Regions from separate parts of the Mus musculus genome. Here all the other regions are linked to region 2. A link is a contact called in ENCODE Hi-C or POLR2A ChIA-PET data. All regions are on one chromosome and are shown on one strand. Each heading gives the region's core, a stretch centred on a gene start or an enhancer-like site at or near the end of the contact. The rest is flanking DNA. Distances are from core to core; before and after follow the strand shown.

The links. A loop is a pair of places that touch in the nucleus more often than their neighbours do. ChIA-PET counts read pairs that join two places held with the same protein, here RNA polymerase II (POLR2A).
Region 1: a map of gastrocnemius shows a loop between it and region 2 (4-fold over the local background). The contact joins the promoter of Ubfd1 here to the promoter of Ndufab1 in region 2. A Hi-C loop is called at or near these places in 6 of 37 maps with a recorded cell type or tissue (gastrocnemius, heart and left cerebral cortex). POLR2A ChIA-PET finds 5 or more read pairs at or near these places in 4 of 5 experiments (Patski and embryonic stem cell).
Region 3: a map of T-helper 17 cell shows a loop between it and region 2 (2.3-fold over the local background). The contact joins the promoter of Plk1 here to the promoter of Ndufab1 in region 2. A Hi-C loop is called at or near these places in 2 of 37 maps with a recorded cell type or tissue (CH12.LX and T-helper 17 cell). POLR2A ChIA-PET finds 5 or more read pairs at or near these places in 1 of 5 experiments (embryonic stem cell).

What each region holds. Positions count from the first base shown.
Region 1 is chr7:122,064,332-122,068,777 of GRCm38, forward strand. Ubfd1 (ubiquitin family domain containing 1) reads left to right here and starts at 2,867. Exons shown (of 7, transcript NM_138589.2): 1 at 2,867-3,153; 2 at 3,333-3,662. The coding sequence starts at 2,952. Ears2 (glutamyl-tRNA synthetase 2, mitochondrial) reads right to left here and starts at 2,755. Exons shown (of 9, transcript NM_026140.3): 1 at 2,574-2,755. The coding sequence starts at 2,712.
Region 2 is chr7:122,099,023-122,103,894 of GRCm38, forward strand. Ndufab1 (NADH:ubiquinone oxidoreductase subunit AB1) reads right to left here and starts at 2,826. Exons shown (of 5, transcript NM_001360744.1): 1 at 2,633-2,826. The coding sequence starts at 2,800.
Region 3 is chr7:122,156,754-122,161,560 of GRCm38, forward strand. Plk1 (polo like kinase 1) reads left to right here and starts at 2,682. Exons shown (of 10, transcript NM_011121.4): 1 at 2,682-3,197; 2 at 3,783-3,951; 3 at 4,754-4,807. The coding sequence starts at 2,790.

The DNA of each region.
Region 1 (4,446 bases), core at 1,617-4,116, 35 kb before region 2:
ATACAAAGAAACCCTGTCTCAACCACCCCCCCCCCAGAAAAAAAATCACATTTTGCATATATACTCTACATATGATACTTAGCTACATCATACAATTTAAATTTTTCCTATGTGAGATTTTTACCTTAAGTGCTAGTTATAAGTAATCATAATTAAAAGCAACATTTGATTTCACTATATTTCCCTTCACTGGCGTTTAAGCTCCAAAAGTATTACTACTGACTAAAAGTTTCAGATCTTCCCAGGTCTGTCGTTTCTCCTCTCCATAATCAGGCCATTTACATTTATAATAACCTCATTTGCATTTTCAGGTACCCAAGGCAGCACAAGACAGGAAATGTTTTTCTGGGTACCTGGCTGACCTGGATCAACACTAATTCTATGTGAGGCTTTCAGCAAATTATTGCAAACCCACAAAACGTGTAGTTCTCAGTGGAACTGAGTCTTAGGAAATTTAAGACAGAAGATACCAGAAATCAAAAATCACACCCTTCACATTATTTACAGCTGGATTCAAATTCCATATCCAGGGACAGGGCGAATGGCTCTAGTCCCTGCTGTACAAGCCTAACAACTTGACGGGCAGATCCCTGTAGCTCACCGGCTTCAGTAAATCAGTTGAGGACTAGGTTCAGTGACTTCCTCATAACCACAAGACACAACATACACCACACATGAAATTTTAAAAAGTAATTGTGGCCGGGCGTGGTGGCGCACACCTTTAATCCCAGCACTCGGAGGCAGAGGCAGGCGGATTTCTGAGTTCGAGGCCAGCCTGGTCTACAAAGTGACTTCCAGGACAGCCAGGGTACACAGAGAAACCCTGTCTCAAAAAACCAAAAAAAAAAAAAAAAAAAAAAAAGTAATTGTGCCCATTATTAAGAAGTTGCTAACCTTTGGAAATTCATTTAGTTTTCACAAGTTTCAATTTACTGATCTGTTAGTGGGCTTAAAAATGAAAATCAGGCTGGACCTGGTAGACTGAACCTTTAATCTCCTCACTCTAGAGACAGAAACAGACAGATCTGTGTGAGTTTATAACAACAGCCTCGACAAGACAGCAAGTTCCAGGCCAGCAAGGGTACAGCAAGGCCCTGTTTCAACAAAACAAAAACACCTAGATCCTTAATAATGAGGTTGCTGGGATACCTAAATGTTGACCAAAGTAGAATTTCAAGCCAGGTCTGATGACTCATACCTGTGACGCCAAAACCTGGGAGGCAGAGACAGGAGGATTGCTGCACATTTAGGGACAGCATGGTCTTCATAGTGAGTTCCAGGCCAATCGGGTGATACAGGGAACTCTTTCCAAGTTAAAAACCAAACAAAAACCCAAAAATGTAAACTTTCAATTAATTTTAGCTATCATAGTGATCTACACTGCTTGTCAACTCTTTCCCATTTGGGCTTTTCCTGCCAGTCAGCAAAGAAATGAAAACAGTAATTGTAGTAGAGGCAGTGCTTGCTAAGTGCCTCTGCTGTACTGGCTCAAACCCGTCAGACAGGCACTATTATTAGCCCTACTTGACAAATCACAAAATTGGGACATAAACAGAGCAAATAATTCTGCCAAAGCAACACATCTAGGGATTGGCAAAGACAAAAATATAGATGCAGAAAATGCCAGGCCTTGGATGCCTGCATAAGTGCTTCTTCCAACAAGGTGAGTATCCCAGTTCATGTTGACCATAGGTAAACACAGACACTGTGATACTTAGATACTTGCAGTCATTTGATAAGCTATTTTACATCACTGAGACTAACAAAAAGAAAGATGATTTTGTTCTCTCGGTTTTGAGACACTCATTTTCTCCCTAGCAGTTTCGTTTATATCAGTCTTAAAAACAGATTCACAACAGTTAACTATGAACCAGGGCTTCTACCACATATCGAAGTTCCACAATCTACATTGCCTGCCTGGAGGTAATGCGTTCTTCCTGTGCAGCTGAGACTCAGAAATATCTTTTCCTGCTGACCCTAGACCTAGAATGAACGGTTGCTCAGTGTGAACAGGGTAGAAGGTGGCTTGAACTAAAGGTTGGGAATTTGTGGGAAGGGAGGAGACACAGAATTCCTAGCAAGATATACATGGGCCTCTGTTTTCTTCTGACTTGCTAAGCTGCCAGCAAACTCAGGCTTTTGTGCATGTCGTTTCCTCTTAGGCTTCAAGCGGGTCTTCTTGACACTTGTTCTCAACTCAAATGTTACCTCTTCAGCAATACCTTCTAGGGCGCCCTATCCCGCTTCACTGCCAAAATGGACACATATGACTCTAGGATTTGTCGGTTTCTTCAAAGCCAGAACCCTGACTTTTCAATGACCACTGCATTATAGCGCATAGGCCTTGGCATAAAGTCTATACGCTCTGCACACAGCGTGCAATAAGAAAGGACAGAGACAATACAACAAGGAAACTTCTAGCAATCTCAATCACTTCAAATCCTAGCCCTCCACCTCCGTCTCTTTAAAACGGGGTCGCGCAGACAACCCCGGAAGGGACTGTTTCTGGAACTTTCGGGGGCGGGGACGGGAAGGTGGGCTGCGGCGAGCGGCGTCACGTCCGTTAGGATTACCTGTGGGGCTGGGAGCGAAGCGCACTCGCACCGGGGCCCCGGGATCTGGGCCCAGACTGGCCTCGCGCCGCCCCACGCGGTGCCCGAGGGCCACCACGTGCGGCTCGGCCAGCAGAAGCCTCTTGAGGGGCGCCGCCATGTGGACTAGAAACACACACGTGGGCTCCTTCGCGCGTCACTTCCGCTCGGCGGGGGGGAAAAAAATCACTCCAACCAATCAACTTTCGCCACAGCGAGCGCGGCCCTGCCACTTAAAGGCGTAAGCCGCCTATCTGGGCTGCTCACGCCCCTCTGGACTAGGGCGGCGATGCGCCGCCGCTCGGGGACCGAGCGCTGCGAGCAGGCGATCTCCCAGACCCGCCCCCTCCGGCTGCGGGAATGCTAAAGCGTGGCAGGGGCCGGCCCGGGAAGCGGAGGAGGCGGGTCTCCATAGAAACCTCCACCTGTTTCCGGCCAGCCTGTGTGAAATTAGGGGCTGGTGCGGGGGCCAATCTCCGCCAGCTCGCTTCTTCCCGGCGGCCCCTGCGGTCGTGGTGGGTGTTGTACACAATCATCATGGCGGCGGCCGGAGCCCCGGATGGTGAGTGTGGCGGGGAAGGCGGTCGGTCGGCGGCTGAAGAGCTTGCGGACGCTGCCGGGGTCGTGGGACCGGGCCTGGCCCCGGAGGGAGGAGCGTGGCGCGGCAACGACGGTGCCCGGGCCCGTTCTCGTCGCAGGCCGGGCTCGTGGCGAGCACCCACCCCCCTAACCCCTTTGCAGGCATGGAGGAGCCAGGCATGGACACGGAGGCCGAGGCTGTGGCCACCGAGGCGCCCGCACGGCCCCTCAACTGCGTGGAGGCCGAAGCAGCCGTAGGGGCAGCGGCGGAGGACTCCTGCGACGCGCGAGGCAACCTGCAGCCGGCCCCGGCCCAGCCCCCTGGGGACCCTGCGGCCCAGGCCTCGGTCAGCAACGGCGAGGACGCGGGCGGCGGTGTGGGCAAGGAGCTGGTGGATCTGAAGATAATCTGGAACAAGACCAAACACGACGTGAAGGTCCCTCTGGACAGCACGGGGTCCGAGCTAAAGCAGAAGATTCACTCCATTACAGGTATTCGAGGAGCTGACACCCGACTGCTTCTACCCACGACCTACCTTCTAGCTCTTGATGCTTACGTCGTGCTAAACTGTTAGCGATTTTCTTGCGCCTAGACTCCCGCTATCCTCACTGCAGTTTTCTGAAATCAGTACTTGTATGTCCATTAGTAATCAGAGAGGGAAAATTAGGCCCAGAATGATAGTGGTACCACCAAGTGGTGGAGTGAGATGCAAGCCTGAATCTTGAGTATTAAGGCTCACCCTTCTAACTAATGTTGGACTGTCATTGCTAGGCGCGGTATTTATGAACTTTACAGGAGATTCTGAACAGGTCCAGTATTTAGCCACGGATTTATTTTCAGCAGACAGATCAGTTTCATAAGGGAAGTTCATGAAACAGTGTTATCAACTGTCCTAATGGCCCTTTATAAATATTCATACATGGCCGTTTTATTTGTTTTGGTTTGCTACTTGAAATACTTTCCTTAAAGCTTTCTCCATGTATCGGGTAAAAAGCTTATTGGCTTTCTGTATCTCCTACACTTGGGAATTTTCAGTATTTAAGTGGATAGAAGATAGAGTTATAACTTGGAAACAATGATACCTAGACATCAAACAATTCTAAATACCTTACATTCATGTAGAAGGACCAAGTTTTACCAATCAAATAGTCCTGGTGTTCTGAACTCCTTCAAGTTCACAAAGCTGATAGTTGATGGACCAGTATTCACTTCCTGTTTTGTTATAGAAGGGGGATGGTCCACGCATTTCCTGCTTATTCCTTTCCACTTTTTGTC
Region 2 (4,872 bases), core at 1,576-4,075:
TATTAAGGAATTGGGGTTGAGGGCTTGTCCAGCATGAGTGAGACCCCAGGTTCAATTTCCAGACTGTAAAGAAAAGAAGATCCAAGCAGATTTGGAAAGACATGGTGGTTCAGGGCTGCAGTCCTAGTACTTGGGAGGGTGAGGCAGAGTAACATATTCTCACCAACCTGAGTTCCAAGGCTAGACTGAGATAAAGTGAGACTGTCTCAAAGACAACAGTCACAGAAAACACAGGGCTGGTATGAAGTGGAATTAACATGGAAGAGAAGAAACAGTGCCGAGAACAGGCCGTGAGAAAAGTGGTTGGGAGTGTCTTATAGGTATGCAGTTACTAATGTAGGCCACTAGGTGTCAGTAGCTCACCAGGCATCACTGGTAGGTTCCTACAGGGCCAGGTGTATGCCCAAAGATTGACTATGGTAGTATAAGCACTTTACCTTTTACAATGAAACTGACACAGGATGGTTAGGTATCCTGCCCCAAGTTCCCCTGCATTCCCTCTTGGAGTAGCGAAACCACCTTCTCCTGCCAGAGGTTAGAAAAGCACCTTCCGGTGCTGGTGAGATGGCTCAGAGGTTAAGAGCACTGACTGCTCTTCCAAAGGTCCTGAGTTCAAATCCCAGCAACCAAATGATGGCTTACAACCATCCGTAACAAAAATCTGATGCCCTCTTCTGGAGTGTCTGAAGACAGCTACAGTGTACACACATATAATAAATAAATAAATCTTAAAAAAAAAAAAAAGAAAAGCACCTTCCCTGTGGTCAAAACAGGTTGTCTCAGCAGCGTTCTTCCCCAGACTCACATGTGACATAAATCGTCTCTAAGCACCAAAGATGGCACTATGTGCAGTGACTGTAAGCTGGCCTGATCCTGATGAGTTACCATCAGAGTCTATCTTGCTCCCCTTTGTCTTCTGTTTATGAAAAAAGCTTTAAAGGCCATGTCTGTCACCTGCTCACTGCAAACCTCTGGAAATGAAGCACCTCAAACACAGCTGTTTGACATAAACCCTCGCCTCTTCAAAACTCTCCCTTGTTCTACTCTCCATATTCTGGAAACTTCCAAGCCAACTGATTTCACTCATCTAAGCTGGGTGAGTCAGAGAAAACCCTTTAACAAAGCTTGCTTACCATCTGCTTTCTGGCTGTGCAGAGGACATCCACAGTCCAATAACAAATCTAAAATGTTTTGCAAACAACTGTGTCTCCACATCTGTGAATGACCGTAACCAAAACCATTCTGTAAGCATAAAGCAGTTCCTCTACTATCTGTATAAAGCAGACAGAGAGCACACCACCTGTTCAAAGCATGGTCCCAGGACCCCATCTAGAAAGCCCACAAAAATACTTTATGCACAACTTAAGTTTGAGAAGTAACATTTTAGCTTAATCTGAAATTGGTCTCTAGATCCTAAGGCACAGCAGCTTTACTGCCCTTTTTTTTTTTTTAAAGATTTATTTATTACATGTAAGTACACTGTAGCTGTCTTCAGACACACCAGAAGAGGGCGAAATATCTCGTTACAGATGGTTGTGAGCCACCATGTGGTTGCTGGGATTTGAACTCTGGACCTTCGGAAGAGCAGTCGGGTGCTCTTACCCACTGAGCCATCTCACCAGCCCCCTTTACTGCCCTTTTAACACTTTTATAATGACAACCTTTTGGTCTAGCCAATGGGACAATGGCCTGCCTATCTATTACACTGTCGGTGAATCTCAACACAGGATGTAGAACCTTAGCTCTTCTTGTAGCGTGCAGGTGTGACTGAAACCACTACTTCAGGAAGGTCACTGAGTATGAGAATCGGTTCTTCAACTTGGCCCAAAGTCTACTACAGTACTTCCTAACCTTGCATGCACACTGGAACTTAAAACGCCATGCCAGGGCTTGATACCAGCGGAAAGAGTCAGAAGGGGAGCGGGAAGAGGGCTAGTTAGGGTTGAAAGTGACATCCTCACAGAGTTTAAGCCCCACACTGGTTTCATCAAATATGCAAACTACACAGGACTTGTTTCCTATCCTTACTTCCAGAAAGTTCACAGACAAAAGGTGCCACAGGGGGGAAATTACAATAGAACTCTGGGAACCTAGAGAATACTCTGCAGAGGACTATTATGGGCAAGTGGCTTTCCTCTTGTGTACGTCCTTGGAAGTGACCACGGTAATTGCCAATCGCAGTAGGTGCTCTACTCGAACTCTCACCTAAACTTCATTGCCACTCCGCAAGGATGAGAGCTGGTGTCCAATTTTGTTCTTCAGTCAAGACTGGGTCAAAAGCCGGGCATGGTGGCGCACGCCTTTAATCCCAGCACTCGAGAGGCAGAGGCAGGAGGATTTCTGAGTTCAAGGCCAGCCTGGTCTACAAAGTGAGTTCCAGGATAGCCAGGGCTATACAGAGTCTCGAAAAACCAAAAAAAAAAAAAAAAAAAAAAAAAAAAGACTGGGTCAAAGTCCTGTGCTCTAATCATAAGACACTTAGCTTCGCGACAGGGGTCAACCAAAACCCGTCAGGCAGTGGGGCTAGCCGTGTACCCCATCACCCCTGCAGGTTCTGTGCAGCCCCTCCCCCAACCCGGACGGCCCGGGGCCCTGACCCCTGACTAGCCCCGGCAAAGTCACCGCAAGTCACCTGCGCGAGCGCCAAGGCGGACTGCAGAGCCCCGGGTCTCCTCCGGATTCCCTCAGGGCATAGGGTGGTGCTGAGCGGCCGCGCCAAGGCCAACGTGGGAAGCCGGGGCAGCGGCGCGAAGGCCGCGGGCAGGCGGCGGACACAGGCGCAGAGGACACGAGACGCCATGGCTACGCCAACCCAGGATGCACTGCGCCGCAGCCTCCCGCCGCGGCCGCAGCTAGCGCCGTACGCCGGCGACGTACAGAGCGGCGCTTGAGGGCTGCGCGGGCGCGGGCGGACCCTAGCGGCTCCCAGCCGCGCTGCACCCACCTCCTTTAGAAGGACAAGGGCTGCTGTGGTTGCAACTGCACAAATGCCATCTAACCCTAAACACTGTCACTGACCCAAAAGAGAAACCGACTTGATTCTTCTCCCAAAGTTCTGAAATATATTGTTGGCTGTCAGTAGAGAGGAAGCGCCTAGCCTCGCCGAGACTTGAAGTAGCGAGGTACCCAGGGGGGTCCCCACCATCTCAGAGACGGAGAAGGGGATGGGGATGGGGGAAGGATTGTGGGAGGGGCTGACCGGGAGCGGGGAGGTAAAGTGAATAATTAAAAAATAAATAAATAAAGAGAAGTTTTAGGCAATCAACAATATGGGTTGGCCCACAATCAGCGAAAGGGGCACTCTCAAGCCTCAAATTAATTCATTAAATAAGGTTTTTCCTCCTAAATAAAAAGGATAGAGAATTTGAGAGGGGAATATGCTAGATTGTGAATTTTATAATGTCTAGCCTATGGGAGAAAGAGGCAGGAATTTCAGGGCAAAATCAACTCGACAGTAATTTTTTGCCTTTTCTTTGTGTCCCTTTCTGCAGAATGGTATATTAAAACTGCATCATTTTCAGAAAAAAAAAAAAAGTTGGGTGGGGATCATGGCATAGTGGCAAACAACATTAATACCATCACTCTGCAGCCAGGAGGATCTCTGAGAGTTGAAGAACACCCTGGTCTACACTGCAAGTTCCAAGCCAGCCAGGGCTACATAGTGAAACCCTATCTCTGAAAAATAAAATATGTCACGTTTCTCCCATAGCGCTAAGATTTTGTTATTGTTGTTTCAGTGAAAACTCAGTACACATTATAAGTGTGAGTTTTAAGACTAGTAGCCAAGTAGGTGTGACTGTCACGTCCTCATTCCCAACTCCAGAGGCTGAGGCAGGAGGATCATCTTATGGTGGTAGCCTAGACTACATAGCAAGGCCCTGTCTCAAAATAGATAAATAAACAAATAACCCCCCCCTCCACAAACCTCCCAAACTCCGTGTGCTTACAGTAACCTGGAGACCAGGAAATGGTGAAGTACAACAGTACATATTTTAAATTTTGATAATGCATGGATGTAGGGAATTTGCCTAGCATGACCGTTCTAGGTTCAGTCTGCAGTACAGCCAAAAGCGAAACTGGACAATGTGTGTATATTACAGATTAGGCAGGTTACTTACAGCTTTGCAGGTAGAATTCATTTTGACACTTCAGGATCTGAGACGGTGAACAAAAATGGACAAGTGAAGCCCACACACCAACTAGACACTAAGCAGGCAGACACCAAAGTCAAACTCCTGCACTAACGCACCTTCAAAGTGCCCTTTCCTTTGTTTTCAGCTAAGACTTTCTGGTGTAAGTTGAACATGCCTAGAAGCGGCCCTGTTCATCCCTCTCAATATCAGAAACGTGTACCCCATAACCTAAAAAATGTGCCTAGTACCTTCATCAATGATTTAAACTGAGCATGCTCAGAAGTCAGTGTGGGGATAAAAGTGTGATTACAAATGGGCCAACCTCCGTGTGGATATATGTGGAGGGGCTCACTGATAACGTTCCTCAGTGGCTTTGTTTAATGAGTTTCTTCCTTTGAGAAGAACCCCTTGGCTTGCCTGACTGATGCGGGCACTGCATTTTACTATGTCTCAGCTGTGCTACTGGGTAAAGCAGTGTTTCCTGAGGATCAGTCACTTGGACTAACATCCCCCTCAGACTTGACTTGACTACTTTCCAAAGAGGCCCTCTTCTAGCAACAAGTATAATAACTTTTGGAATTCACTCAGCACACAGTTAATGTAGCCTGACTTCTGGAGATCTGTGACACTAGTCTCTTGTTTAAAGATTATCAGCATAGCCAGGCGTGGTGGCACACGCCTTTAATCCCAGCAGTCAGGAAGCAGAGGCAGGCAGATTTCGGAGTTCGAGACCAGCCTG
Region 3 (4,807 bases), core at 1,432-3,931, 58 kb after region 2:
CTCTTCCAAAGGTCCTGAGTTCAATTCCCAGCAACCACACTGTGGTTCACAACCATCTGTAATTGGATCCAATGCCCTCTTCTGGTGTGTGTCTGAAGACAGCTACAGTGTATTCATATAAATAAAAATAAATAAATGTATATAAAAAAAAAAGAAGTAGCAACAAAACAATTTATGGTTTGGGGGAGTCACCTCAACATGAAGAACTGTATAAAGGGTGGAAGCATCGGGAAGGTTGAGAACCACTGCTCTGGACTGACTGCTGGGCATAAGTTCTGCATAGGGCACCCTAACACGGTAAATTCCAGGGGAGCCCCAGGATTTGACTCTGATTGTCCTGACAGTGTCTCCATCCTGGGGAGCATCGCCTTTCCCTCATTGACCTGGGGCCTTCGAACAGCTAAAGGGGTCAGGTACCTCAGAAACGTTCTGTAATACACTTTTATGGTCAGTGGGATTGATTTGAATTGGTTAAATCCAGACCCACTCACAGGCATAATTGTGTTTATATTGTAGGTTGGTCTCCACAGACTTAATACCAGGATGTGGGAGGCAAAGGCAGATGGATCTCTGTCTCAAAAAAAGTTATCACCTTTATTTGGACTGTGCATGAGTGACTGCAAGTGTGGAAGTAGAGGACAATTCCACTGAGTGGGCTCTGGGGACCTACCCTGTGGGCTCCTGGGGTGGGGCTGGGGCAGGATGTGGCACCCCTGTCATGTAGATTCACTTTCCATGTGAAAGGCTAGGTCACCACCAGGTCTGCCAGCTCGGCTCTCACAGTGTCCTAGTAGGATGCCTGCCATAGGCTGGATTCTAACTTAACCTTTTTACAGAACCAAAGATCTCCTGCATGCCAGCTGATTGCTCTACAACTGAACAGTATCATCTTTTAAGTTGTGTGTGTGTGTTCATGTTTGTGCCTGTGAGCACAGGCAATCACATAGAGATCAGAGGACCTCCTTAGAGACAGGCCCTCTCTCTCATTCCACCTTGTTTGAGGCAGTGTCTATCAGTTGGATAATATGAGCTATCAGCAAACATATGAACCCAGAAGCTGCAGTAGCACAGAGCATAAAAAGGCTGTTGCCACATGGCTGGATGACGTGAGTGTAGTCCCTGAGACCCATATACCTAACCTGCATGGTAGAAGGAGAAAACTGACTCTCCTGCAAAACTGACTCTCCTGCATGTTCTCTGACACGCAGAAGCGTGTGCGCATGTGTGTGCGCGTCTAGCCTAGAATTCAGAGGCCTGCCTGCCTGTTTTCCCCAGCACTGGGATTGAGGGTGCATGCCCACTCCTGGCAAGCTTAAGTTTTTGGAGACAAAGCTCTGCCTTATTCAGAAAGTACAATCGTTACCCAGAGACTGGGAAAGACAGCAGCACTGCCATTTTTTGCTCAATCCAGCAATTGGATCTTGCTAAGACCCTCCTGGGGGAACTAGAGCAACAACAGCTTCTAACGGAAGGTATCACTTAAGTGCCCAGATAGGCAGGGGGGCAAAGAGGGTGTCTGGGAACAGTGACCAGAGCTGGCCGTTTTTTTCTATGAAAAGCCACACGCCTGCTCTGTGTGGCCACTCTTTTTACATGTTGTAAATCCATTTTTTTTTTTTTTTCGAGACAGGGTTTCTCTGTATAGCTCTGGCTGTCCTGGAACTCACTTTGTAGACCAGGCTGGCCTTGAACTCAGAAATCCGCCTGCCTCCCCAGTGCTGGGATTAAAGGTGTGTGCCATTACGCCCCGGCTCATTTTTTTTTTTTCCTAAGTGAAGGCTGAACGGACACTTCGGCAGGGCAGACTTGGCCTTGGTATACCGGCATGCTAGCACTCTTCTAACCAGCTACCCCCCCACCTCTGACTAAAAAATTAATTTTTTCTATTTGGGGCTCTGGGCCACACAACTTGGAACAACCCAGGTAACCTTGCATCGCGGGGCAGACGTCCGGTGTTTCTTACATATCACAGGGCATAGGAATCATCTGAAGGTCTTGTTTGACCGGCAGGTCATGCCTGGGAAGTTTCTTTCCTTTGGGGTTAGTGGAGCGGTAGCTGAGGCTGATCTCGGCTAACTTGTAATCCTGAACCCACGCCCCTCCTTTGCCTTCTTAGGGAATTCCAGGTGCTGCAGATGCTGCTGGCCTCCTGCGTTGTTCAAGAGAAGGGTTGAGTTACTTCTCAGGGGCTGGGAGCCCCTAGTGCCACAGAGGAGATCGGTCCGTTGCGCCGTGAAGGTGCATCTGCCTGCTGAGCTTGCTCAGTTTTGGGTTTATTTAGGCTAGCCGGGGAGAGGGCTGTCCACCGCGGAGGCGGTGCACTCTCAAGCTACCGGTTGGCCTGGAGTTTCAGTTCTAGAAGGCCGGGTCCGGTGGAGGAAGGTGTTAGATCTTAACAGTTAGGAGAAGCCCCTGGAGGAGGCGCAGGTGAACCACATGAGCACGCCCCAGCCGAGGAGCAGAAAGCAGGACAGAATCCTGTTCTTCTAGGGATCTTCACGTAGTTGCTTCGTTCCTGGTTTCCCAGGCAATCCTGAGCAAACGCAGTCCTCCAGTCCCTGCCCATTAAAAATTTCGCCGGCAAGATCGGAGTTTAAAGGCGGCTGCGCCGTAGAGCACTCCCATGGTGCCGCGCGCTGGGCGGGTTTGTATTTTAAATCCCCGCGGCCAATCAGCAACGCGCAGGCCCTTGTAACGTTCCCAGCGCCGCGTTTGAATTCGGGGAGGAGCGGAGCAGAGCAGGACCCTCTGCACCGACTCAGCCAGGTTCGTGGAGCAACTTCGGCATCATGAATGCAGCGGCCAAAGCTGGAAAGCTGGCTCGAGCACCAGCCGACCTCGGGAAAGGTGGGGTTCCGGGAGATGCAGTTCCCGGTGCCCCAGTGGCCGCCCCGCTGGCGAAAGAAATTCCGGAGGTCCTAGTGGACCCACGCAGCCGGCGGCAGTATGTACGGGGGCGCTTTCTGGGTAAAGGAGGCTTCGCCAAATGCTTCGAGATCTCAGACGCAGACACAAAAGAGGTGTTCGCAGGCAAGATCGTGCCTAAGTCTTTGCTGCTCAAGCCCCACCAGAAGGAGAAGATGTCTATGGAGATCTCAATTCACCGCAGCCTAGCACACCAACACGTCGTAGGCTTCCATGACTTTTTTGAGGACAGCGACTTTGTATTTGTAGTTTTGGAGCTCTGTCGCAGGAGGGTGAGTGTTTCAGTCGCAGTGCTGGGGCTCCCACACCTGGAACTTGCTGACAAAGGGGCACCGAGGTTTTGGAGTGACCTAGAGGAGTGGTTGGGTTTCAAACTTTTATGGAAAGGCTTCTAGCGAGGGTACTTGGCACTCCGAACTGCTGAGGCCGGGGTTCTGGGGAAACCGAGACCAGATCCTGTTGCTATTAGGGATGGAGCTCCCAGACGCAAGGCAGCGAGTCGGTACAGGAAATGGATTCATAAAGTGGCTAAGGAAGGGTCCCAGGCTTGGTGTGCCACGCACCTCTAACTTCCGGAGTGGGGCAGGGTCGGGGGAGGGGGCGGCTGTTTGGAGTCAGATTTTAGAGCTTTCAGGAAAGGGAGGGAATCTCCTGCCAGGAGGAAGCCCTGGGTAGGGGAGTCGAGAGTGGGGTTGAGAGAAGACTCAGGAGAGGGTCTGGTGAATGATAGTGACCAACCAGTGTATGGGTAGAACTATCAGAAACCTGCTAAGACTCTCCACTCCGAGCGTCTAGTCCTAGCCACATCCAGCTAGCCACTCTTCTTGGACTTCAGTGACCTCTTTCTCCCTCCTCAGTCCCTCCTGGAGCTGCACAAGAGGAGGAAGGCACTGACCGAGCCTGAGGCCCGCTACTACCTGCGACAGATAGTCCTGGGCTGCCAGTACCTGCACCGCAATCAGGTCATTCACAGGGACCTCAAGCTGGGCAACCTCTTCCTGAACGAGGATCTGGAGGTGAAAATAGGTGAGGTGCTGGGCCTTCGGGTGTCTGGTGTCAGGGCAGGAGGGGACAAGGAGGGGAAGGTGAGGAAATAGAGATGCTGCCCTCTAGTTAGGAAGTGGAAAGTGTGTGTGTGTGTGTGTGTGTGTGTGTGTGTGTTTGTGTGTGTGTGACACTTTCCTTGCCTTTTTTTTAGATGCATTGGTGTTTATGCCTCAACTCAGTAGTTTTGAACTTGGGGCCCCTCCCCCAAATGCTTCTCTATAACCTAGCACTGAGCCAGACCCTCAGCCAATTTCAGGTCTGGACTTACGCTGTAGAGTATGGCAGGCAGCATCTCCTCAGGTGTCTCTTTACTAAGCTGAAAAACCTGCCCCCTTGAGTCTGATTGGCCAGTCCCTAGATCCCTGTCACTTCTCCACACACTTGCCCAGCAGCAGTCACGAAGATCATCTACTTGATTCCCCAGTGCATCTAATTCTGCTATCCTGTGCATTTTAAATTTCATTTACTTATGAATGGAGACAGGCTAACTTCAAGGAGTCAGTTCTTTCTTTCCACTGTGTGGGTCCCAGGATCGACGTAGATCATGTTATCAGTCTTGGCAGCAAGCCCCTTTACCTCCTGAGCCACCTTAACCACCGTAACCCTGCTATCTAAAGAGGTGTGTGGGAGGCTGGCTAGGGCCAGTACAGTGGAAGGGTTCAGGGACTCTGGGGCCTCAAGCCACTAGTTCTCAATGCTCAGGATCAAAACAGAGCTGCCTGCAACCACAGACAGCCCGGGCTTAGCAGCTGAGCACCCTCTCTTCTTTCCTCTGTCCCAGGGGATTTTGGCTTGGCAACCAAAGTGGAATATGAAGGGGAACGAAAGAAGACCT